Linked DNA regions of Homo sapiens: region 1 is linked to region 2. Evidence: chromatin loops called from intact Hi-C (ENCODE). Cell type or tissue: natural killer cell. All regions are shown on one strand. Each heading gives the region's core, and the rest is flanking DNA. Links, peaks and the distances in the headings are about the cores only.

Evidence for each region. Peaks named below come from ENCODE experiments on the same cell type or tissue, not always from the same donor. Only the 100,000 strongest peaks of a DNase experiment are listed, where the experiment ranks them.
Region 1: a loop joins it to region 2, with 8 times the contacts of the local background. A loop is called at or near these places in 8 of 110 quality-filtered maps.

Annotation. Positions count from the first base shown.
Region 1 is chr7:158,813,142-158,825,543 of GRCh38, forward strand. The region is part of intron 1 of ESYT2 (extended synaptotagmin 2); the gene reads right to left. Among named protein-coding and RNA genes, the nearest start is that of ESYT2, 10 kb to the right of the region's middle. RefSeq lists a silencer at 1,937-2,231 and an enhancer at 5,275-5,434. In natural killer cell, for the core only: no CTCF peak of the experiment used is centred there; DNase peaks (open chromatin) are centred at 4,080, 5,360, 6,850, 8,760 and 2 weaker places; H3K4me3 peaks cover 1,024 bases; H3K27ac peaks cover 5,521 bases.
Region 2 is chr7:158,971,878-158,984,279 of GRCh38, forward strand. LOC124901795 (a long non-coding RNA gene) reads left to right here and starts at 2,424. Exons shown (of 2, transcript XR_007060626.1): 1 at 2,424-2,640; 2 at 4,791-9,945. RefSeq lists enhancers at 4,085-4,825, 4,767-4,886, 4,897-4,946. In natural killer cell, for the core only: CTCF peaks have their summits at 5,379 (motif pointing left) and 5,581; DNase peaks (open chromatin) are centred at 1,754, 4,104 and 5,344; H3K4me3 peaks cover 752 bases; H3K27ac peaks cover 1,408 bases.

The DNA.
Region 1 (12,402 bases), core at 2,205-10,204, 160 kb before region 2:
AAATGCATATTTCTAGGTGAAATAAACCAATCTGAAAAGGCCAATACTTTATAATTCCAATATATGACATTCTAGAAAGGGCAAAACTATGTAAAAAGATCAGTAAGCACAGGCAGACGGACAGGAAGAGTTGAATTGAAGCACAGAAGATTTTAGGGCAGCAAAACTACTTCGTATGACATTGTAATAGCTGATACATGCCATTATCCATTTGTCAAGATCCACGGAATGTACAACACTGAAAATGAGCTGTACTGTAAACTGTGGGCTTCAGACTAGTATTAAACATATCAACTCGGGCTCATTAGTTGTGACAGACATAGCAAAGGAAGTTGTAAGAAGGGATGTGGGGGCTCTGTATTATCTGCTCAATTTTTCTGGAAATCCAGAATTGTTCTAAAAAATGAAGTCTATTAATTTAACTAAGTGAAACGGAAATAAATACCTTTCCAGACAAAAATTGAGAAAATCCATTGCTAGTAGACTTGCACTAAAAGAAATACTAAAGTAAGTTTTTCAGGCAGGAGGAAAATCATCCCAGACAAAACGTGTTAACAGTAAGAAGGAAACAAAGACCAAGGGAGAGCACCTCTGTTCCTCGTCCCGATGACTCTCACAGATCAAAAACGTTTTAAAAATATACGTTCCTCGTCCCGATGACTCTCACAGATCAAAAACATTTTAAAAATATACGTTCCTCGTCCCGATGACTCTCACAGATCAAAAACGTTTTAAAAATATACGTTCCTCGTCCCGATGACTCTCACAGATCAAAAATGTTTAAAAAATATACGTTCCTCGTCCCAATGACTCTCACAGATCAAAAACATTTTAAAAATATATGTTACTCAGGCCAGACGCGGTGGCTAACGCTGTGATCCCAGCACTTTGGGAGGCCGAGGCAGGTGGATCACGAGGTCAGGAGACAGAGATCATCCTGGCCAACATGGTGAAACCCTGTCTCTACTAGAAAATACAAAAAATTAGTCGGGCGTGGTGGTGGACGCCTGTAGTCCCAGCTACTCGGAAGGCTGAGGCAGGAGAATGGCATGAACCCAGGAAGCGGAGCTTGCAGTGAGCCAAGATCGCGCCACTGCACTCCAGCCTGGGCGACAGAGCGAGACTCCGTCTCAAAAAAAAAAAAATTATATATATATATATATATATATATATATATATATATATATATATATATATATATATATGAAATAATATACCTTACTCGTCCAGATGACTCTCACAGATCAAAAACGTTTTAAAAATATATGTTACTCGTCCCGATTACTCTCACAGATCAAAAACGTTTTAAAAATATACATTACTCGTCCCGATTACCCTCACAGATCTAAAACATTTAAAAATATACGTTACTCGTCCCGATTACTCTCACAGATGTGAAACATTTAAAAATATATCACAGTCTGGCTGTCACCTCCTAACGTATTTAAGAATGCTAACAGTATATAAACTTAAAACACCCAGAGAAACTCCCACTGGCTAACAAGGTGGTGGCTTATTCACTTGCATTGGTTTTGCTCTTCTAGAAACAGTAACCTGCCACCACCCTGGTGTCTCTGGTGCCTTCTGCAAAGCACAGGTTTTATGGGCTGGGCCCAGCTCCCAGGGCACTGAGTATGGCCAGGCGGGTACACCTGACTTGTACTGGGGTGACTGCAGGGTCTCTCAGACCTTAGCTCCTCCTCTGAAGAGCGGAAATGACATGCAATTCTCTTGGGGTTGTAAAAATGACTAGATTAGATGGTGCCAAATCCCCAGTTCCTCCCCTACTGCCATCAAGAGAGAGGAGAGAGCAGAGAATGCAAGGGAGTGCACAGACCTCACAGGTCAAGGGCTGCCTTGCTCACCTCTGACATTAGCAGAGCTTGTTTCCTTACCTGTAAAACAAAGGTGGCGGGTTAGCTGTGAGGTTTAAATGACTTCCATGTAAAGAGTTAGAAGAGAGCCTGCAATGAGTGCTAAGCACATTCACCGTTTGTTTTCTCACGGGTTTTCTGTTACACTCCTCCGAGTGCAGAGAGGCAGCTCCCTTGTGAAGCTATCCACACGGTCTTCCGCCTCTCGCTTGCCTGTCTCCTGTCTCTCCAGGGAGGTGCTGGCTGCTGTTGGGCTGAGTCCTCTTGGAACTTCCTTGGGTTTCTTACACCAACATTAAAGACTGAAGTAATCTCCCACCGCAGCCCCAGCCTCAAACTACTGCTCCTATTGTTCCAGCCATCATTTCTACACCCTGGGGTGGTTGTTCACATTCCTGGCTCACTCATCTATCTTCCTTCCTCCCCAAAGCTATTCCCCTGACATTCAGGCACACTCCTTCCCCCTCATGCTTAGATATGTGTCCCCAGTCCCTCTGGATATCCCTGCCAAATGTATCTTGCTAAACCCCCCTTTTAAATTGGGACACATCCCTCTAGTGGATATCTGGATGCTGCCCTGTGTCTAGGGATCAAGCCCAACTCTTCCACTTGTGTAACTTATGGTGCTGCTTCCTGTGGTCATCTCAGTTCCCACAGTTCCTAACCCTTCTTCCCACTGCACAGCTCCTCCTCATCCCACCTCTGAAAGACCACATCCAACCTCAGACACCAGGACTACAGCCAAAAATGGAAAAAAACCTTAGTATTGAATCCAAGATGTGATCAATTATAAGCTGCACCATCACTTTATGTGCCACTAAGAGCACAGTCCATTAACAGTGATACACCCTTGTAAAATAAATCTGATTTCTGAGATGTTACGGCACGGGGAAAGTGCTGGAACTAAGCCTTCCTGGCTCCTGAATACTCCAAGAAACAGGGTAGTGTGGGAAGCTGAGTAACAGCCCTCAAAAGATGGTCACGTCCTAATCCCTGGAATTTGTGAGTGTCGCTTTATATGGCAAAAAGAACGCTGCAGATGTGGTAAAATGGAGGATCTTCGCTGGTGGAGGACTATCCATAAGGCCCTAAATGCCATCTCCAGTATCCTTAAAAACGGAGGAAGTCCAGCCTGGGCAACACAGTGAGACTCCATCTCTACAAAAAATGTTTAAAATTAGCTAATTAGCTGGGTGTGGTGGTACAGGCCTGTAGTCCCAGATACTCGAGAGGCTGAAGTGGAAGGGTTGCTTGAGTCCAGGAGGTCGAGACTGCAGTGAGCTATGATCACACAACCACACTCCAGCCTAGGTGCAAACAGCTCACTGCAGCCTCAATCCTTGTCTAACGAAAAGAAAGAAAACAGGGAGGAACAGAGATTTGACAAAACAGAAAGCAGAATGGCCCCATGAGGATGAAAGCAGCTGCCAGCTCTGAAGGGAGAAGGGCCTGCAGCCATGGAATGTGGCTGAGAAGCAAGAAAAGCAGGAAAAGCTTCTCCCCAGGAGCCTCCAGAGTGCACACCCTGCCCACCCCTCAGTTTTAGCCCAGAGGAACTGATTTCCAACTGCTGGCCTCCAGAACCCTTAAAAGATAAGAGTGTTGTCTGAAGCCACCAAGTTGATGGCACTTTGTCACAGGCGCCCTAATGCACCAACCATGTCATCCTTTCCCTCCTGCTCCAGTACTCACGTTGACATCTACGGAGCATTTCTTTTAAAACTTTGCTTCACACACAGCACCATTTGTGATTAAGTAAAATCAATTCTTTCTACTAGTTACTGGATAAATTCCAAGATCTTTATATGTGTGAAAAAATAAGTAGGAAGAGTATTGTTACTTTGTATTGGATTACATTTGGAGTTTCGGTTTCAAAAGTCTAGCACTCAGATATTAATGTAGACGGTGTTAACAAATTTTAGGTACGCACTTACTAGCCATTTAAAGATTTGTAGCACAAATGAAATAAATTAATGATCTCAGTAGGCAATTCACTTCTAATTGTGTATAAATATCAACACCAGCTTTATATAACATTTTACAAATTGGGTACAAAGTATAAACCAAAAAGAAAATTCTAAGCTCCCAACTATCTGAACAGCTCCTCCTCTCTGCCAGAGGCATTCCAAAGTTAACCTGTAAAACTACTTCAGGCCACGATGAGGGGGTGGGGCATCGGACACACCTCATTACCATGACACAGACTTAAGACTGACAGAACTGACAGAAGAACTGACAGACTCTTTAAGTCTGACAGGAAACATTAACCATCTATTCTCTCTGAAGCCTGCTACCTGGAGGCTTCATCTGTACAATAAAACCTTGGTCTCCACAAGGTAATCCAGACATTCCTTTATATTGATTCCAGGTCTCTAGACAGTAACTTAACCAATTGCCAATCAGAAAAATCTTTGAGTCCAGCTATGATCTGGAGCGCTCCCCACACCAACCTGCTTCCAGGTGTCCCACCTTGCTGAACGAATGTACCCGCTTCCAGCTGTCCCACCTTTCTGAACCAATGTACCTGCTTCCAGGTGTCCCACCTTTCTGAACCAATGTACCCACTTCCAGGTGTCCAACCTTTCTGAACCAATGTACAGCTTACATGTATTGATTGGTGTCTTATGTATCCCTAAAACTTACAGGTCAACCCCCTTGGGCAAATGTCTTGAGACTATGTCACCAGCATCCTTTAAACCTGGCAAAATAAAATACTAAATTAATTGAGACTTGTCTCAGATACTTTTGGTTTACAGATTAAACTAAATGCTTTAACAAATATATAACAAAGTTTCATAAGAAAATGGAAGGTGAAAGTATCATTCAGATTAATAATTTTAGCAATTTGATACTGGTTCTCAAAATGTGAGCAGCATAATCAAAAACTAGCATATAATAGGTACTCCAGTATAATATTTATGGCATGAAGTTAGATAATGTTCTCCCAAATCACTGGATTTATTTTCTACAGATCTACCTTACTCTGGGAAACTTAAAACATATCAATCCCTCAGACAGGAAACAACTCCACATATAATACACGTTAAAATTAAACTATTACAACTGACCCCGAAATAGGATGTGCACTTTCAAATCCCCACTTTTTAGTCACTAACCAGCACTTATTCACAAAAGGAAGTTAATGAATATTAGAATAATTAAATGTTATATGTACAAAATGTAAAATTAACTATCATTATCTATGGCATCAGGATGACTCCTGGAAGTGGAGTCAAGAAAGATTAGCCATGTCCTTGGAACAATATTTGTTTTAAGGAAGATACAGAGCAAATCAAGGCAAGGAAGAGGAGTGCCACTGTAGGCTCCTTGGATATTATTTTAGGGATATACAGAGAGGAAGAGAAAGTGAAATTTTACGGCACACATACTTGCAAGTGTTAATAACAACAAAGCATTATGGTAGATAAATTCTTAGCAACAGCGTAAACAAACCACGGTGGAACAGAAACAAAGAAAAACCCCAGGGCTCATCTGTTCCATTTCAGCAGAGGTGGGGGAGGGAGGTGGCAAAGGCCACACCAGGACTTGCCTGCAAGCGGAGCACTGGTCACAGCTGGGCATCTCTGGGCCTGTGACTCAGACGGCTGACCCGAGGACATGCCTCCCTGCCCGCCCATGTCCAGTGTGTTCACTGGCCTCTCCGCATTCCAGCCTCACAACCACAGCACAGAGTCAGGCTCAACCCCCATCAAACCAAAGAGGAAACAAGGTTCTAAGAGTTGGACCTGACTCACCCAAGGGCAGGGAGTTAGGAAGGGGTGGGTCTCAGGGCGCAACCCACACCCACCAGAGCCAGAGCCTGAGCTGTGGGCTCTGCGAGACGGTGGGAGCCTCAAAGCTAACCAGAGGCCGGTGGCCACACCTCAGCACACCCCACAGAAGGGCAGCCCCACTCGCACGGGCCCTGGCCACATGACTGGTCATGTCCAGACAAGGACACACCAATTCAACAAATCATCATGGGAACCTCAAAGTAGCCATTACTCAATTGTGCTACACGAAACCATGGCAGTTAAAAATACTTGTAACTGTTAGCAAACTTTAATATACCAACACAGCACAGGGGAAGAAAAGCAATCTGAAGTTGTGACTCATTATGGAGGGAATGCTTTCTTCCAAAGGTTATTCAGACAAAAAGAGATAGGGATAAATCCTCTGTCTTTTAACAACATACCATGCAAAAACAAACACTGCCTTCCAAGGCCAGACTTCTGCTTACAAAATTATCATGTCTAATGAGTTCAAAAATAATTCATATATCCTAGACACAGATCTAATAAATAGCTCAAGTAAATACGTTTTCATAACTTAAAAAGAGCAGAAAATTAAATATCTCAAATTCTATTTTTAACTCTTCTCATTATATCATATCTCACAATCTAGTTTTTCAAATGTCTATCAGACATCATTTAAATAAAGTCTGGTAGCTTCATAAGACAGATGATACTGCAATAGTCAAAGTCATATTTCTGAAGAATAACATACTATCCATAATATAGCATTTAAGAAAGGAGGATACTATACACACCCATATATCCAAACATATCATTAAAACATTAACAAAATCCACGGAAATGTTGCCAATGTAATGTTATCACTAGTTAGTAGAATTGCAGGTAACGTTTTTCTTCTTTATTCTCCTCCAAAGCTTATTCTTCAATGAGCATACTTTCTTCTTTAAATCAGAAAAAAATGTTTTTGAAACCTGTCTAGCCATAACATAAGAAATGAAGAAAAATACAACTACATGTTCATTAAATATAGAAAGATAAAGGGGGACTTCACCGTGTAACTGAACAAATTAAAAAAAAGAAACTCAGTTTCAATGACAATTTTACAAGTAATAAAGAAAGCATAATGAAAACCATCATATTAGTATTTCCACATCTGCTGTTGGTGTGGTTATCACTAATTCCAGCACGCAATCACCAAGCACAAAACTGAAGCTGTTATCCGAAAGGACACTGCTGCTGCAATACACAAGTGCACGTGGGATGTGCTTCTTACTTTGTACTGATACTTTCATCTAGACACTGCCGTAATCCATTAAACCCCATTCAATTTATACTTTACTAGCAACTACCATTATGGATGGTTTGGTATTATGGATGATCTTTTAAATATATTTTTTCTTGGATTTTAAAAAAGTGAACATGTATTATTTTTACTAAAAGAATGGGGGAGAGTCTAGAGAGATATTAACAAATGGATAAAACATTTCAATTACAAGGAATGAGTTCAAGAGATCTATTGTACAACACTGTAACTATAGTTAGCAACAATATAATATATTCTTGAAAAAGTCACTAAGAGTAGATTTTCTAGTGTTCCACCACAAAAAATGGTAAGCCCGTGACATAATGCATTTGTTAATTAGCTTGATTTAGCACATTCTACAATGTATACATATTTCAAAACATGTTGAACACAATAAAAATAATACTTTTATCAGATAAAAAAATAACAACAGCCAGGTGCAGTGGCTCACGCCTGTATTCCCTCCCAGATCTTTGGGAAGTAGAGGCAGGAGGATCGCTTGAGCCCAGGAGTTCAAGACCAGCCTGGGTAAGAAACCTCCCTTCTACAAAAAATTTTAAAAATTAGTGAGACGTGGTGGCGCATGCCTGTAGCCCAAGCTACTGGGGAGGCTGAGGCGGGAGGGGTGACTGAGCCCAGTAGGTTGAGGCTGCAGTGAGCCATGATTGTGCCACTGCACTCCAGTCTGGGCAACAGAGCAAAACCTTGTGTCAAAAAATAAATAAATAAAAATAATTGAAAAAAACCCACCAATTCATACTATGACTAATGCTAGGATTAAACAGATTTGCTGTGTTATTGCCGGCTGGTAAATTTCTGAGTTTAAGGCCTTGTCTTACACACATTTTGTGTCACTAGCACCTAACACAGTACCTAGAACATAGCAAATGCCTAATAAATGTCCATAAATTCATCAAGACTCATTTTTAATGCTTACATATAAATTGGACTAGTTTCTTAAAATGCGATCCAGGAAAAAATTCACAAAAATAAATAGTTTGCTTTAACAAACATTATAGAACTTTAAAAACAGTTAAGAAAAATAAATGAAGAAAAGAAATTAGTGACAGGAAGAAAGACTCTGGAAAAACCTCCATAAATAAAACATGCTTTATGGAAAAAATGATCCCATGCAAAAGACAACTACTAACATATTCACCATCTGTGTAAGAACTATGCCCCACCCAATTCCAAAAGAACAGGAGGTGACTCAGTGTTCAAGGAACAATAAGATCATTGAGAGTAAAAGAAGATCGCCTATTTGAAGAAAAGTGTGATGGGTACTCCCGGCTATTACAGTAGTACAGGGCCCAACAATCCAGCAATAATTTTGGCTGTGAGTTTTCTGGTAGCTACAGCAAGAATAGAAGTATACTGCATTACACAGTAGCTTTCCTTTTCTGATTTCACAAGCTTAGATCTGAACACATCACTACTTTCACCCCCATCATGTCCAAACTCTGTCTTAAAAGCACGACAGTAATCCCAGCCACGTCCCTGCATCCTGTAAATCAGAACTGCCCTGAGGGCCTGGGCCAGCCATCCAGAAGGAGCACTTCTACTCCTCCCAGGTCATGGGGACCTGGGCTGGGGTCTAGTGGGACCACTTCCTTTCCTCACTGCTGGGCCCAGAGTAAGTCCCAAGCTGAGTGCAGCCTTCTACCAGGTGGAGGAGTTACAACCCTATCAGAACTTCCATGCATTTCCCTCCAGATGAGACGGCCCAGAAATCTGCCTTTGCAACTGTCCTCCACACGGCCGCTCGCGCTGTTGCCACTGAACGTAAGGCCATGCCCTTCAATAAGAGTAGAATCTCTTCCCTAGCATGTCCGTAAATTTATAACACGCCCCCTTAGTTACCATCAAACCCTCCCTGCTCCTTTCTTCTGAGCCACCGTGACACTGGAGCCATCACCACAGCCCGCCTCCCAGGTGCTTCTTCTAACTACTCTGAGCAGAGTGTAAATATGAAGACAGGATGATTTCTTACACTTGTGTTGGCACAATCATCTGCATAGAGTGGGTCCTTACATCTCTAAATGAAGAAATAAAATTCCTCTGAGACAGAATCGTCATGAAAACTAAAAAAGATAATGACTTGCCAAACCATAACAAAATGCAAGAGACGACAAAAGACCACAATGTATTCTATAATACATGATAAAATTATGTTCTGATAGAATGTACCCAGTATGAAACAAACCAATCCATAAGCTAAACTACTCAAACATATGTGATGATTATATACTGATACCTTGAATCACAGTTAAGACTTTGGAATAACTCACGGAAAAACAGATTTCGGTTTTTTATATTTTTGAAGCATGATTTCTATTGCTATGCAATTAAAATTAATATTTGTTTAAGCCAATATAGTATAGCATCCGTGTTTAAGGGACTATTAGAGGCCCGAGGTGGTGGCTCACACCTGTAATCAGAGCACTTCAGAAGTGCTGAGATAGGAGGATCACTTGAGCCCAGGAGTTTGAGACCAGCCTGGGCAACATAGCAAGACCTCGGCTCTACTACAAGTATAAAAAATGTTCAAATATATAAAATTAAAAAATAAATAAAAATAAAGTAATATTAGAGCTGGGTACAATGATTCACACCTGTAGTCCCAGCCACTCAGGAGGCTGAGGCAGGAGGATCCCTCAAGCCTAGGAGTTCGAGGCCAGCCTGGGGTAACACAGTGAGACTCCAGCTCAAAAAATAAAGTACTATTAGGTTTAAGTTAAAAATATTTACCTAGTTTTTAAAATTCATATACCTAACCCTTTCATTAACTCTCCTTTAAAATGTAAATACCCCCAAACTTAAGTTAGAACAATATTCCTTAAAAACTTTTACAGTTTTAGCTAGAATTCCGTAAGCAAAGGTGTACCTCACTTTGCACTATAACTGACCACCTTTTCATCCATTATTAAAAGAAATTCAGGCCAGGCATGGTGGCTCACGCCTGTAATCCTAGCACTTTGGGAGGCTGAGGCAGGCGGATTGCCTGAGCTTAGGAGTTCAAGACCAGCCTGGGCAACATGGTGAAACCCTGTCTGCACTATAATACAAAAGAAATTAGCTGGATGTGGCGGTGTGCGCCTGTAGTCCCAGATACTTGGGAGGCTGAGGCAGGAGAATTGCTTGAACCAGCGAGGCGGAGGTTGCAGTGACCCGAGATGGTGCCACTGTGCCCCAGCCTGGGCGACAGAGTGAGACTCTGTCTCAAAAAAAAAAAAAAAAAAAAAAAAAAAGACATTGGATTTTTTTTTTTTTAGAGACGGACTGTGGCTCTGTCGCCCAGGCTGGAGTGCAGTGGTGCGATCTCGGCTCACTGCAAGCTCCGCCTCCCAGTTTCATGCCATTCTCCTGCCTCAGCCTCCCGAGTAGCTGGGACTACAGGCGCACACCGCCACGCCCGGCTAATTTTTTGTATTTTTAGTAGAGACGGGGTCTCACCGTGTTAGCCAGGATGGTCTCAATCTCCTGACCTCGTGATCCACCTGCCTTGGCCTCCCAAAGAGCAGAGATTACAGGTGTGAGCCACCGCACCCAGCCCTGATGTCTATATTTTTTAACAGTGCTATTGAGACATAATTCACATACTCGTCAATGCACTCATTTAAAGTAAACAGTTTGATGGTTTTTAGTATATTCAGAATGTCTACTTCAAGGTTAAAGGCTGTGACCAATGTGGAAATCATGAAAGCCTACAGAAACGATCATAGGTTCATTAGGTCTAACAATAACACTATTCCATAACTGATCTTCACAGGATGGAAGTTTACATTTATGAATACGTACTTATAAAATATATTATGTTTTAAGTGTATATATCCATATAAACTATTTATATTTCAGTCCTAGCTCTATACCCTCCCATCCTTAAATGTAGAATGATAATAATATTAATCTTAAGTAGAAATTTTACTAAATCCACAACATACAGGCTGATGGATTGCATATATCCTAAATTTAAATCTATTTTTTAGCTTAAACTAAAAACCTGATATTTACTGCTTTATTTTTAGCCATCTTGGGGCATTAATGTTCTAACTGAAGGAGGTTCTCAGACCACAGAACTGAAGCAACAACGGTCACATCCTTTCCCTTCTGTGTCTCAGCCGCAGTGTGGGTGTGAACAAGAAACCCAAGCAGCATCCTCATCCTATCTGCAGCTACGATGAGGACTCCAACACTTCCTCAACCACATGACCACTCGGATTCAGGTGCTGAAGAAGCACTTGTTTAAAATAGCTAAATTGTGGCTCCTGAATTAGCTATGCCAACTATTTTCAGTTACAAGTCTTCACAATATTTTATTAAAGTATTAAGTCAATGATTAACACTGAGAATAAAAAAATATTTGCCCTTTCTTTACATGAGATCACAGTGCATTATTTTCTTCTGTTCATTTAGTTCTTAGACTATACATACCATATTTTTGCTAGAGTTAAATTTTCCTGAACTTCCCAGAAGGGCAATGGGAAGAAAGCTCTCCCCAGAGAAAGTTTGTATACAAAAGTACAGAACAACATAACCAAGGAAGCTAATATGCTTTAATTCTCAATAATCCAAGTATGAGGGTAATAAAAGACCAACTGTCAGAACAGTTAAGTAGTATTATCCGTGACAGTATTATCCATAGCAGCCATACAATCAGCATTTATTGGCAATAGTAAAAGCAGGATAGAGTCAGACTTTATCCTATGAAGAGATAATATTTTCAAATAAATAAAAATAGTAATGAAAAATTGCCCTTATTAATCTCTATAAAAACTCTTCAAGAATCTTCCTCACAGCCCTGAGCATGGTGGCATGCAACTGTAATCCCAGCTACTTGGGAGACTCACGTAGGTGGTTCGCTTGAGCCCAAGAGTTGAGCCCAAGAGTTCAAGCCTGGGGAACACAGCGAGAACCGCCTCTCTTTAAAAAACAAAAAAGGCTGGGCGCGGTGGTTCATGCCTGTAATCCCAGCACTTTGGGAGGCCAAGGCTGGTGGATCACCTGAGGTCAGGAGTTTGAGACCAGCCTGGCCAACATGGTGAAACCCTGTCTCTACTAAAAACACAAAAATTAGCCAGACGTGGTGACGGGCGCCTGTACTCCCAGCTACTTGGGAGGCTGAGGCAGGAGAGTCGCTTAAACCCGGGAGGCAGAGGTTGCGGTGAGCCGAGACCATGCCACTGCCCTTCATCCTGGGCAACAGAGTGAGACTCCGTCTCAAAAATAAATAAATAAATGAAATAATAAATAAATAAATCTTCTCTTCTTCACCCAGGGTAGTCTAATGGTCCAGGGCCCATTACCACAGGGTAGACACTTAAACAACAAAAAGCCCTGTCCTCAATTCATCCAGCCTGCCAGGCCTTTCCCCTAAGCAGTTGGAACATAACTGTTCATGGGAAAAGAAGTGAAGAATAACAACACTGTTTATATTAAAGCTGTAGGACCAAACTTACAGAATTATCACAGT
Region 2 (12,402 bases), core at 1,138-9,137:
AACTTATATGAACATATGACATGTATACTGAAGTAAATAAAAATTCCCCAAACCACAGGACCACGCCCCATCAATTTTTTGCTTGTAGTTCCTACTGATATTTCAGAGGAGCCCAATTCAGGAATTTGGGATCAAACATCCCTTCTCTCCAGTCAAAGTAATTCATATACTGGTTTCTTGACTTAGATGGCCTAAAATGTCAGAGAACATATTCTGAAAACAGTGCAGGAAAAAAGAAAAGGAATAAAGGAAAAATTGAAACAGGAATGCCTTGCCTAGAACAAAGACAACAATGTGCAAATCTAAAAGAGAAAATCAAAGGTTAGTGATTTTGTTGTTAATGTTTCAAGATATGTTCCCTTTGACTAACAATAATTGAAGCCTCTACATTAAAAATGACACCAAAACTCTTACATTGGCTCTACTTTGTCAGAATTGTGAGAAGAAGCTTTTACTGTTAGTTGGTAATAAATAAAAACTCTCTCCATAAGACAAATACGCATTTTCACAGTGGGAGAAAATTAAAATTCACTCCTGGAAGAGCAATTTCAAATTGGAGGCATTTATATCCCATTAGCAAAAAGTTAACATATCCGGAATAATGATGTCTGAAATATTTTTTTATGACCCAGAAATGGTATTTCCTTTTTTTTTTTTTTTTTTTTTTGAGACAGAGTCTCGCTCTTTCGCCCAGGCCAGAGTGCAGTGGTGCAATCTCGGCTCACTGCAAGTGCCACCCCCCGGGGTTCACACCATTCTCCTGCCTCAGCCTCCGGAGTAGCTGGGACTACAGGCACCTGCCACCACGCCCAGCTAATTTTTTGTGGTTTTTTTAGTAGAGACGGGGTTTCACCTTGTTAACCAGGAAGGTCTCGATCTCCTGACCTCGTGATCCGGCCGCCTCGGCCTCCCAAAGTGCTGGGATTACAGGCGTGAGCCACCACGCCCGGCCCAGAAATGGTATTTCTACTTTACGCAGTAGGATTGAGTTTTGCTCTGTTGCCCAGGCTTGAGTGCAGTGGTGAGACCATGGTGCACTGCAGCCACAAACTCCTGGGCTCAAGTGATCCTCCCAGCTTAGCCTCCCAGACCACGAACACTGCCACCATGCCCCGCTAATGTTTTAATGAAATGGTGGGTTTCTGTAGAGATGGGATGTTATGTTGTCCAGGCTGGTCTCAACCTCCTGGCCTCGGGCCTCCCACCTCGGCCTCCCAAAGCCGTGGGATTACAGGGGTGAGCCACTGTGCTCAGCTACCTAGTATTATTTCTAAAGCACTCAAGATCTTTATGGTAATATAAAATATATTAAAATCTCAGAATATTAGTATTGGAAGGCGCCTGGTAGTCAGCAGGTTAATCTCTTCTGCTAAAGCCCTAGCGGACCTTCCCTGACCCCCGCCGTGATGAGAGCCCCCCATTTCATGACATAACACGTCCTCTTTAGCAGATGCTTTCTTTATAAGTGTGACTTATGTTAGAAAAGGTTTACCGTTTTTCCATTTCAAAAGTAATCCATGGTCATTAGGGGTAGGAGGAGGAGGAAGAGAGAGGCCTCCGGAGCCGGCTCCCCGAGGGCGCGGCGCGTCCGTGGCCCAGGTGTCCTCGCGAGGCTGCACGCCGGGTAACCGCGCACCCATCGCCTTGCCATGGTAACCGGGGCTTCCCGGTGACCGCCAGCTCGCGCCACCCCCGCTCTTCAGCGGCCTCCGAAGGTGCCTAGAAGCCTGTGAGCTCAGCGCCCAGGCAGGTCTCCCTTCCTCAGGCCGCGGAGCCTCGCTCTGCACAGTAGGGGGCGGGCTGTTCCTTTCCGGCCTGAGGAGGCCCGTGGCTTCCCGCGCCGACGTTTGACGTGTGGCAGGGACCCGGTTAGCGTTTCTGCATCTCAGATGGAGATGTGTGCTGTGCAGAGGCCGTGGCTGGGGCGCCACGAGGCTGCCCGACTGCAGGCGCCCGGCGGAACCCTCGCTCAGGCCCGGCTCAGTCTCAGGGCAGGCGCGGTCCCTCGCCCAGGCCCCCCACCGGCCTATCCGTGCCCCCCACCCTCGCCCAGGCCCCCCCCCCGCCTCTCCGCGCCCCCCACCCTCGCCCAGGCCCCCACCCGCCTCTCCGCGCCCCCCACCCTCGCCCAGGCCCCCCACCGGCCTCTCCGCGCCCCCCACCCTCGCCCAGGCCCCCCACCCGCCTCTCTGTGCCCCCCATCCTTGCACCCCGCGCTGTCCCCGGCGGTCTGGCCTGGCGTCTGGAGCTCCGGGAGCGCCTGTCCTCCCAGGGCCGATGCCAGCGCCCGCCCTCCGCGTTCCCGGCATTGACAGAATGTCCAGGCGCGCAGGGCCCGTGGGTGGGGCCTGGGCACCCGGCCCTGCCCTCGCGCACCCTCCAGACCCGCCACTTCTTAGATAGAGAGCGGCCGCCTCCCCGCCCTCCTTTCAGCCACTCGCTCCGCGCAGTCAGCTCTGCTGACTCTTCCGGAGGATTCTGGAAGGTTCCAGAGGGTGTGCCGCCGAGGCCCTGCGAGAGGGCGTTCCCTGGGGAGAACATTCCAGAGCAAGGTAACATCCATAAACGGAGGCTGAAACGGCCTGAGACGTCCCGGGAGTAACGAAGACCCCAAGGCGGCCCCAACTTGAGGGGGGCGAGGTAGCCAGGAATGGGGGGGTGGTGGGAGGGACGGGAAGGCAAACGCGCTGCCTGCTGGGGACGGACGCGCCTTGGGGCAGCCGGGGAGGCCCCGAACGCAGAGATGGGGGAGGCCAGGCGGGTGGGGAGGAGCCCGCGGGGCCGCCAAGGGGGTTCCAGGCAGGCAAGGCCGCCCGGCCTCGGGGCTCTGCGGCACCCAGGTTTCTCTTTCTTTAATTTTTTTGATGGAATCTTGCTCTGTCGCCCAGGCTGGAGTGCAGTGGTGCGATCTTGGCTCACTGCAACCTCCACCTCCCGGGTTCAAGCGATTCTCCTGCCTCAGCCTCCCGTGAATTTATTTTTAAGTTTCCTGGGGGGTGGGATGAGGACCTCTTTGGCCTTTTGTTTGGAATCATGTTAACTTAGTAGACTTCTTAGCTCTGTTGGACATTTTTAAAACAGAAGAGGCTGCCCAGCTGTGAATATCTCATTTCTTATGATACTCATCCATAGTCAGAAGAACCAAGGCAGAAACTGAGGATGCTTGTTGTAAAGTTGGGCTAAGAATACACCCCAGAGCCATGATAGACATAGACTCTGAAAGAAAGGCAGATCTGGAACTAATAAGCAATTATAGCAAGGTCGCAGGAAACAAGGCTAATATGTAAAAGTCAGTCGCTTTCCTATGTACTACAAATGAGCGAGTGGAATTTGAAAATAAAAACATAATACCATTTACTGAAAATGAAATACTGAGGTATAAATCTAACAAAGTATGTACAAGAGCTATATGAGGAAAACTACAAAACTCTGATGAAATAAGTCAAAGAAGGACTAAATGAAAGGAGAGATATTCCATATTCATGGTCAGGAAGACTCACTATCATCAGAGGTCAATTTCTCACAAATTCATCCATAGATTTAATGCAATACCAACAACAATTCCAACAAGTTGTTCCCGAACACCAGGGGTTCTGTCCAGGTCATGCTGCCCACTGCACAAAAAGCCCCCAGTCTCTGAGACAAAGAGAGTTGCCGGGGAAGAAGGCTTTATTCTATTACAGGCGGTGTCAGCTGGAGAGACAGGAGTCAAAACTCAAATCCGTCCCGCCTTCCCGGCTAAAGTCAGGGGTTTACATAGCTGGGAAGGAAGACAGGAGGGGCAAAGAGGGGAGGTGCGTGGGTGGAGCACGGAGGGGAGGTGCGTGGGTGGAGCACGGAGGGGAGGTGCGTGGGTGGAGCACGGAGGGGAGGTGCGTGGGTGGAGCACGGAGGGGAGGTGCGTGGGTGGAGCACGGAGGGGAGGTGCATGGGTGGAGCACAGGATATTTTTGGGACGGTGGAACAACTCTATGATACTATAATGGAGGATGTGTGTCATTACACATGTAGCCAAACCTACATTGACAGCAGTGGCTGCTGCCATCATCCGCCTGCAGCAGGGAAGCGTGGCTGGGGCCTCACACTCCATGGAGCCAGTGGGTGCCCCGCCCCTTCTGAGTTCGGAAGGGAGCTGTCCGTGCTCCCCGTGCTGCTGCACCTGCCCAAACCACAGCTGCAGACCCAGGCCTCCTGCTCTACGAAGCTGCCCAAACTGCAGCTGTGGATATGAGCCTCCCTGTGCACTTGAGGGAGCTGGGAACAGGCAAGATCTGCCTTCCCGGGTACAGCTGCAGCTGCGGCACCCACGGCTGCAAACCTGGGCCTCCTATTCCAAAAAGCGGGCAGGAGCTAGGGACAAGTAGGAGCCCTGCCCCTTCCGAGTTGGTGGGAGCTCCCAGGTGCAGCTGTGGCCGCCCTCCCGGGTACAGGACCTGGGTGTTTCTGCAGCCTACACCCTCAGGGGCCCCAGGAAGGACCCCCCCTACCACATCCCTGCAGGCTCGGGGGTGTCTTCTGCTGCCTGGCCTCTCTCCACTCCTAGCGCCTGCTCCGATCTCAGAGCTGGGGCTGGGGCCAAGCCCAGGGGCCATGAAGGGCCGTGGGAGGCAGATTGATTTCTGGGTAGAAGGGGCAGGTCCCCAGGAAGGCCCTACCTTCAGGCCAGCGAGGGCCTGAAGGCTGGGGGCTGGGCTGCCAGTGCTGCAGACAGGAGTGGGGACTCTTGATGCCTCTTCTGGGCCCACCCATGACCACTTATGGACCAATCGGCATGCACTTCCTCCCCTCAGAGGTCCATACAAGCTCTGGGCTCAGCCAGAGCAGGGCAGAGAAGGGTCACAGGATGAAGAGGACAGAGGGCAGAGAGACGACCGGATGGGATGACCAGCTGCAGAGAGGAGTACCCTCTCCACTGAGAACAGCAGAAGGCAAGACAACCTGTCCACAGAGAGGAGCTACCCTCTCTGCTGAGAGCTTCAGAGACCTGCAGAGACATCTGAATGACCTGCCTGCAGAGAGCAGCTTCCCTCTCTGGGGCCTCCTCTCTGCTGAAAGCTGAACACTCGAGAGACGACCTGCCTACGAGAGGAGCCACCCACTCCTCTGAGCTGTTCTGACACTAAATACAACTTTTCTTCTTCACGCTTCACTTGTCTGCGTACCTCATTCTTCCTAGACGCAGGACAAGAGCTCTGGCAAAGGCGCTGCAGCCACAGAGGTTTCCGGCCGGAAAAATCGGCACCCCAGAGATCCCATGAGAACGTCACGTACAGCACTGAGACGGAGCCCTAATGAAAACTGTGGCTCTGGGTGATAATGACGTTACTGTGGGTTCATCAACTGTAGCAAATTCGCCCTCTGCTGGGCGTTGTTGGAAATGCAGAGGCTCTGGGGGGTCAGGTATGTGGGAGCTCTCTGTACCTTTCTTGTAATTTGATGTGAACTTAAAGCTGCTCCAAAAAGATAAAATCTTGAAGAAAAGCGAAAAAAAAAAAAAGGAAGAGAGGAAAAAATGACAGGCAGAAGGTCACGCCTGGCCCCTCAGTGCGCGTCCTCAGGCCTCTGCTCCCAGCTGGGGCTGGCAGGTGGTCGGGGGGGCACCCAGCTCCTCCACTCCCCACGCCCACCACAGCTTTCAAAGTTAGGAACACAGGCAGGGTGGAGGTGAAGTCCGAACAGAAAGAGGAGACTTAAGGGAGGGCGAGCCCTGACTTTGTTTCGTTTTTCCGAGGCGACATTCGGTGCAGCTTTCTGGGTCCCCAAGGCTGACCCTGCTGCACCATGAACCACACGTCCACACCCTCACTGTCTCCCGCTCATGACATCAGCTCACCTGAGACTGTCACCGAAGGCTCTTTAACGTGAAATGAGTGGTTTTAACTATTTTTAAGTACACAGTTGTGTGGCATTAAGTGCATTCACTATGATGTGTGGCCATCACCATCGTCCACCCTAGAACCCCTTCATTTTCCCCAACAAATTCTGTCCCTTTAAGCAAGTGCTCCCCATCCCCCACCCCCTTCTACCTTCTGTCTCTGTGAATCTGATGACCGTCAGTCTCTGAGCACAGCCATACCATCGTGGGCCTTTTGTGTCTGGCTTACTTCACCGAGCATAATGTCCTCAGGGTTTATCCGCATTGTGGCAGGTGCCAGAATCCCCTTCCTTTTTTAAAGGCTGAATAATGCTTTACCGTATGGATAGACCACATTTTGTTTATGCGTTCATCCGTTATCGGACGCTTGGGTTGGACCATGTTTAGTGGGTGTGAATAAGGCTGCCCTAAACACGGGTGCACAGGCATCTGCCCAAGTCCCTGCTCTCAGTTCTTTTTGAGAAATACCCAAAAGTGAAATTGCTGGGTCATATGGCAGTTCTATTTTTAAGGTTTTGAGGAGCCGCCACACTGTCTTCCCCAGCGGCTGCCCTGTTTTACATCCCCTCAAGCAATGTAAAGGGTCCCGGTGTCCCCACATCCTCCAGTTTCTCCACATCCCGAGCACTTGCTGTCTTCTATTTTTGATACTTGTTACCCTAATGGCTGTGAGGTGGCACCTCATTGTGGTTTTGATTTGAATTTCCCTAATGACCTGTGATAGTGAGCATCTTTTCATGGGTTTATTGGCCATTTGTATGTCTTCTCTGAAGAAATTGTCTATTCAAGTCCTTTGACCATTTTTGAATCGAGCTGTTTGTTTTTTTGTTGTTGAGTTGTGGGGGTTCTTTATACATTACTGAAGGCTTATTTTTATGGTCCAATAATTCTTTATAGCACTGGGTGCTCGCTAGCCAGATGCCGTGATTATTTATGGCCTGGGACTGCGGGTACACATGTCTCCATTTGGAGGCTCAGCCAACGTTTCTAGGTCTGTTAACTTGAATTCATCTTTTAAATTGAAAAAAAGATTTATTTTCCTCCTTATAACAGTCAAATCTCCGCCTTTCGTGTTTCCAGGGCCAAGTACTATCTGGGGGTAAAATGTTAAAGCTCAGTGAGAAATCCCTGGATACACGGAGGTTACATTTCAAAGGCCAGACCCCTGGTGAGAGCAGAATAATAGTGTCATAAATGGCGATGTTGTATTGTGCAGTTGATAAATTGAGTAAATATTTGCTAAAAGCCAGGAAACCCCCACAGCAATAAGGACAAATGATGTTCATCAAAATGGCAGCCGTTTACTCAAGAATTAGGCAGAACCCACGGCGGGATGGACACTTGGACGTGCTCTCGGGACGGGCTGGCTAGGAAAGCTACAGCTGCAGATGGAGCTGGGAACCTCGCCCTGCCCTGAAACCCAAGGGAAAATCAGACTCCGAGGCACCGGTCGCCCTAAACCACCACAGATGGGGTTTCCACCTTCCTAGGAATAAGAGTGGAATATGCACCTGGGGGTGCAGCTTCGCCTTCCGCACAACAAGGGTCAGCGCCAATGTTTCCCTGAGATTCTCAGAGACCCAGAGCGCTGCCACCAGCGGCCTCCTGCCTCCCTGGAGCTCTTACCTCCCGCTCCCTCTCTCCGTCCAGGTGCTTACTTCTGGGAACTAATCACTCAGTTTGTCTGATTTTTTACTTTTAAATCTCTTTCAAACCATTGGTGCCTTTGCAGCTTCTTGTAGCCACCGTCAGAGCCAGGCAGCAGGGGAGGAGGAGGCTTGGACTGTGGTGCAGAAAACCCCGTCCAGCCTCACTTGCCTTGGGAAGGCTTTGAAAGGATCATTTATACACTGGAGGATTCCATGAAGACTTTTTTTGGCCACCCTGAGTGGTTCAAGGTTCACCCTGTCTCTGTGAGGCTCGGCCTTGCCTTCTTTCATCAAAAGAAAAACAGAAGCCAAGGCTGAGGCCTTGCTGACCGGTCCCTCCCGAGTCCCTTCCTAACTGGAAACGATGATTCAGTCCAGAACTCCGCCTGCTCAGTCCCTGCTGTAAACTTCGTGGCTCTCTTTAAGTGCTGCTAGATGCCAAGCCAGGGAGACAGCCTGTATCATCAGTGCAGTCGCCCTGGGGGTGACACCAGGGATGATTATGTAAATTCTCATAAAACCCACAGGCAAGTTTTGCTGCGGCCCGGCCTCCGGAGTCCTCCTGGTTGTAAGGGAAAGCACGAACTTGAGCGTGAAGACTCCAAAGCAGAAAAAAAGCAGAGCTCAGGAGGAAGCCTGCAGGGAAGGCCAAACCCTCCTGTGTGTGGAGCGGAGGTCAGGCTGGGGCGGGCGGCCACAGCTCCCCACCCTGGCCGCACCCCAGCCTGCAGATCTGACAGATGCAGGCCCCACTGCACCTGACAGTGCCGTGCTCAAATTGCTCACTCAGCAATGACATATTGGTGACCTGCCGGCAGCAGGCACTGTGGACAACACGTGGGGAGCACTGAGCAGGGCTACCTGCAGACGGCCTGGAAGCTCACCTTGGGCCGACTGGCAGCAGGTCACATGGCCTCTCTTAATTAATCTAATTTCCCACAAGGCAGCCGGGGGTTATTCCAGGCAAACCTGAATTCCTGCGTGGAACCTCAGGTGCCAACACCTGCACATGTAAGCGGTGTCCAGGCTGCACCCTGGAGCCCAACCCTGGACCCCTTTGGGATGGTGAGACCCTGGGCCTCACCCTTCTCACCTCTGAGTGAGGCTTCTCCCCTGACCCTGTTCCTTGTACCCCACCCAGATGTTTTGGTATTTTTCTGTACCCACATCTCCACACACACAGTGGCACTTCTCACCAAGGACTTGTAATCACAGAAAGCGATGGACAGAGGCAGACGCAGCAAGGGTGATGGGAGCTGGCGGAGAAGATGGTCCAGGGTGCAGGGGCACCACAGAGGTTGTGACATCACCTCAGGGTCCAAGACGTGCTTCCTAGGGGCCCCCTGGCGGTCTCCAGGATGAGGGGTGGGCAGTGTGGGAGACCCCCAGGCAAAGGAGTGGCAGACATTGACAGAAAGGAGTGGCAGACATTGACAGTGGAAGGTCTGCGGGGATGTGGGGGAGGTGCGCCGGGTGGGGAGGGGCCGCAGGCAAGGCCACAGTGTCCGGATGGTCCTGTGAAGGAAGGGAGCCCCCAAACACATTCACGTAGGGCAGTGCTGTGGGCAGATGCAAATTTTCAGAGTGTTCGCTGGAGATGGAGGGGGCCGGACCACCCCCAAGTCTCAGGAGAAGTCACAGGGGAGGAGACTCTGGGACTCTGGGTTCAGGTAAATACTTCGGGTTTGGCGTTGATGCTCCTTTTGGGCAATCTGTAGACTGAGTGACACCTGTCTCCCTGTCCACTCCCCTCCTACCCTTGTGATTATCCATCAGTATTTATGGGCCTGGCTGGTCAGACCAAGCAGGCCACAGCACAGCATGGAGCTCTAGGCCTCTGTGCGTCTCTGGTGTTTGGATCCTAGGACCTGAAGGTCCAGGGGAGAAGTCGTCTGGGGGGTTGGGAGGCTCAGGGAAGAGGCTGCTTCCTGCTGTGGACTTGATTAGCAGCCCCATGGACAGTCACTGGACTGTTAGCGAGGCAGGAGTCCAGAGGAGCCAGGGTGACACCATTTTAAAATCAGCACCGTCTTAAACTAGCAAGGCACACTCCTTGCCACACACAAGCCATGGTCCTAAGATGTTTACAGCTAAGGAAGCAGCTTGGTGATGCCTGCAAAGCAAACTCCAAGAACAGAAAGTCCAGACGTCCAATACCCATAATTAGGTCTATGCTTTCAAGATAGTAAGAGTCATGCTATGATGACTGACACACTAAAATGTCAAGGATGGTTTTCTTTAAACCAATAGAATGATAAACCTTGTCATGCTCTCTGCTCAGCTGCACATATGCACAGCTTCACTTCGCTTTGCAGACAAGACTTCTGTGTAAGAAAAATGGAAAAAGAAGTTGGTGTGTCCTCTGCTTGCTTTCTGCTCTGTAACAGAGTCATTTCTAATAAACGTGCCTCTTTCACTGTGCTCTGTGACTGGCCTTGAATTCCCTCTTGTGTGAGATCTGAGAAGCCTCTCTTGGGGTAGAGACCCCCTCTTCCAGGAACAGGACCACCTCTCACTTCCCCTAGACCCAAAGGGTGACCAAGAGACTGGCTCCAGGGCTTGTGTGGGAAAGTCTTCTGTTCGAGTGAGCCTGGGAGTAAACACTCCTGCTCGAGTGGGAAAGTCTTCTGTTCGAGTGAGCCTGGGAGTAAACACTCCTGCTCGAGTGGGAAAGTCTTCTGTTCGAGTGAGCCTGGGAGTAAACACTCCTGCTCGAGTGGGAAAGTCTTCTGTTCGAGTGAGCCTGGGAGTAAACACTCCTGCTCGAGTGGGAAAGTCTTCTGTTCGAGTGAGCCTGGGAGTAAACACTCCTGCTCGAGTGGGAAAGTCTTCTGTTCGAGTGAGCCTGGGAGTAAACACTCCTGCTCGAGTGGGAAAGTCTTCTGTTCGAGTGAGCCTGGGAGTGAACACTCCTGCTCGAGTGGGAAAGTCTTCTGTTCGAGTGAGCCTGGGAGTAAACACTCCTGCTCGAGTGGGAAGGTCTTCTGTTCGAGTGATCCTGGGAGTAAACACTCCTGCTCGAGTGGGAAGGTCTTCTGTTTGAGTGAGCCTGGGAGTAAACACTCCTGCTCGAGTGGCTAGCTCATGGGTTTCTGCAAGGAACGTCTTTGAAATATTTGGTAGATCTAAGGCTGAATACAGACCATTCACCAAAACGCTTTCCAAAACCATCTACTCCAGATTTTGTGAATAAATTTAAAATGCTGTTGCGGAGTCCTGACCACAGAATATTGTTTTAGAAGCGAGTTTTGAGCTTTGGTCTGATGTGCTGATTTTTCCAGCAAGGACACGGAAGCCACATTTGTGATGAACTCTGAGCCATGCCCACCCCTCTGGGGCCAGGCCAGCCTGAAGCCATCTCACTGGCTCTCCAGCTGCCAGAAATGGAGGCTAGCTTCTGATACCAAAGTTCCACACCAGGATATCAACAGCAGCCCTGCTTACACTAGTGAAAAATTAGACAGGATCTAAGTGTCCCACACTGAGGAAAGAGATGAACTCCAGCACGAGTGTATTATTCTGTTTTCATGCTGCCAATAAAGACATACCTGAGACTGGGTATTTTGATATTTTTTCTTGTTATAAAGAAAAAGAGGTTTAATGGACTCACAGTTCCATGTGGCTGGGGAGGCCTCACAATCATGGTGGAAGATGAAAGGCACATCTTACATGGCAGCAGACGAGAAAAAATGAGGGAACCAAGTGAAAGGGGTTTCCCTTTATAAAACTATCAGATCTTGTGAGACTTATTCACTACCACGAGAACAATATGGGGGAAACCACCCCTGTGATTCTGTTATCTCCCACTGGGTCCCTCCCACAACACATGGGAATAATTATGGGAGCTACAATTCAAGCTGAGATTTTGGTGGAGACACAGCTGAACCATATAATTCCACCCCTGGCTCCTCCCAAGTCTCATGTCTTCACATTTTAAAACCACTCGTACCTTCCCAACAGTCCCCAAAGTCTTAATTCAGCATTAACTCAAAAGTCCACAGTCCAAAGTCTCATTTGAGACAAGCAAGTCCCTTCTGCCTATGAGCCTATAAAATCAAAGGCAAGTTAGCTGCTTTCTAGATACAATGGGGGTACAGGCATTGGGTAAATATATCCATTCCAAATGGGAGAAATTGGCCAAAACAAAGGAGTTACAGGCCCCACGTAAGTCCAAAATCCAGCGGGGCAGTCAAATCTTAAAGCTTCAAAGTGATCTTTGACTCCGTGTCTCACATCCAGCTCACACTGATGCAAGAGGTGGGTTCCCATGGTCTTGGGCAGCTCTGCCTCTGTGGCTTAGCAAGGTACAGTCTCCCTCCTGAGCTTTCACAGGCTGGTGTTGAGTGTCTGCAGCTTTACCAGGTGCACAGAGCAAGTTGTTGGTGGATCTACCATCCTGGGGTCTGGAGGATGGTGACTTTCTCACAGCTCCACTAGGTAGCACCTCAGTGGTGACTCTGTGTGTGTGGGGGTGCCCACCCCACAATTCCCTTCTGCACTGCCCTAGCAGGGGTTCCCCATGAGGGCCCTGACCCTGCAGCAAACTTCTGCCTGAACATCCAGGCATTTCCATACATCCTCTAACATCTAGGTGGAGGTTCCCAAACCTCAATTATTGACTTCTCTGCACCTGCAGGCTCAACACCACATGGAAGCTGCTAGGGCTTGGGGTTTGCATCCTCTGAAGCCATGACCTGAGCTGTACCTTGGCCCCTTTTAGTCATGGCTGGAGTGGCTGGGACACAGGGCACCAAGTCCCTAGACTGCACACAGCACAGGGATCCTGGGCCTCGCCCATGAAACCATTTTTTCCTCCCAGGCCTCTGGGCCTGTGATGGGAGGGGATGCCATGAAGGCCTCTGACATGTCCCGGAGACA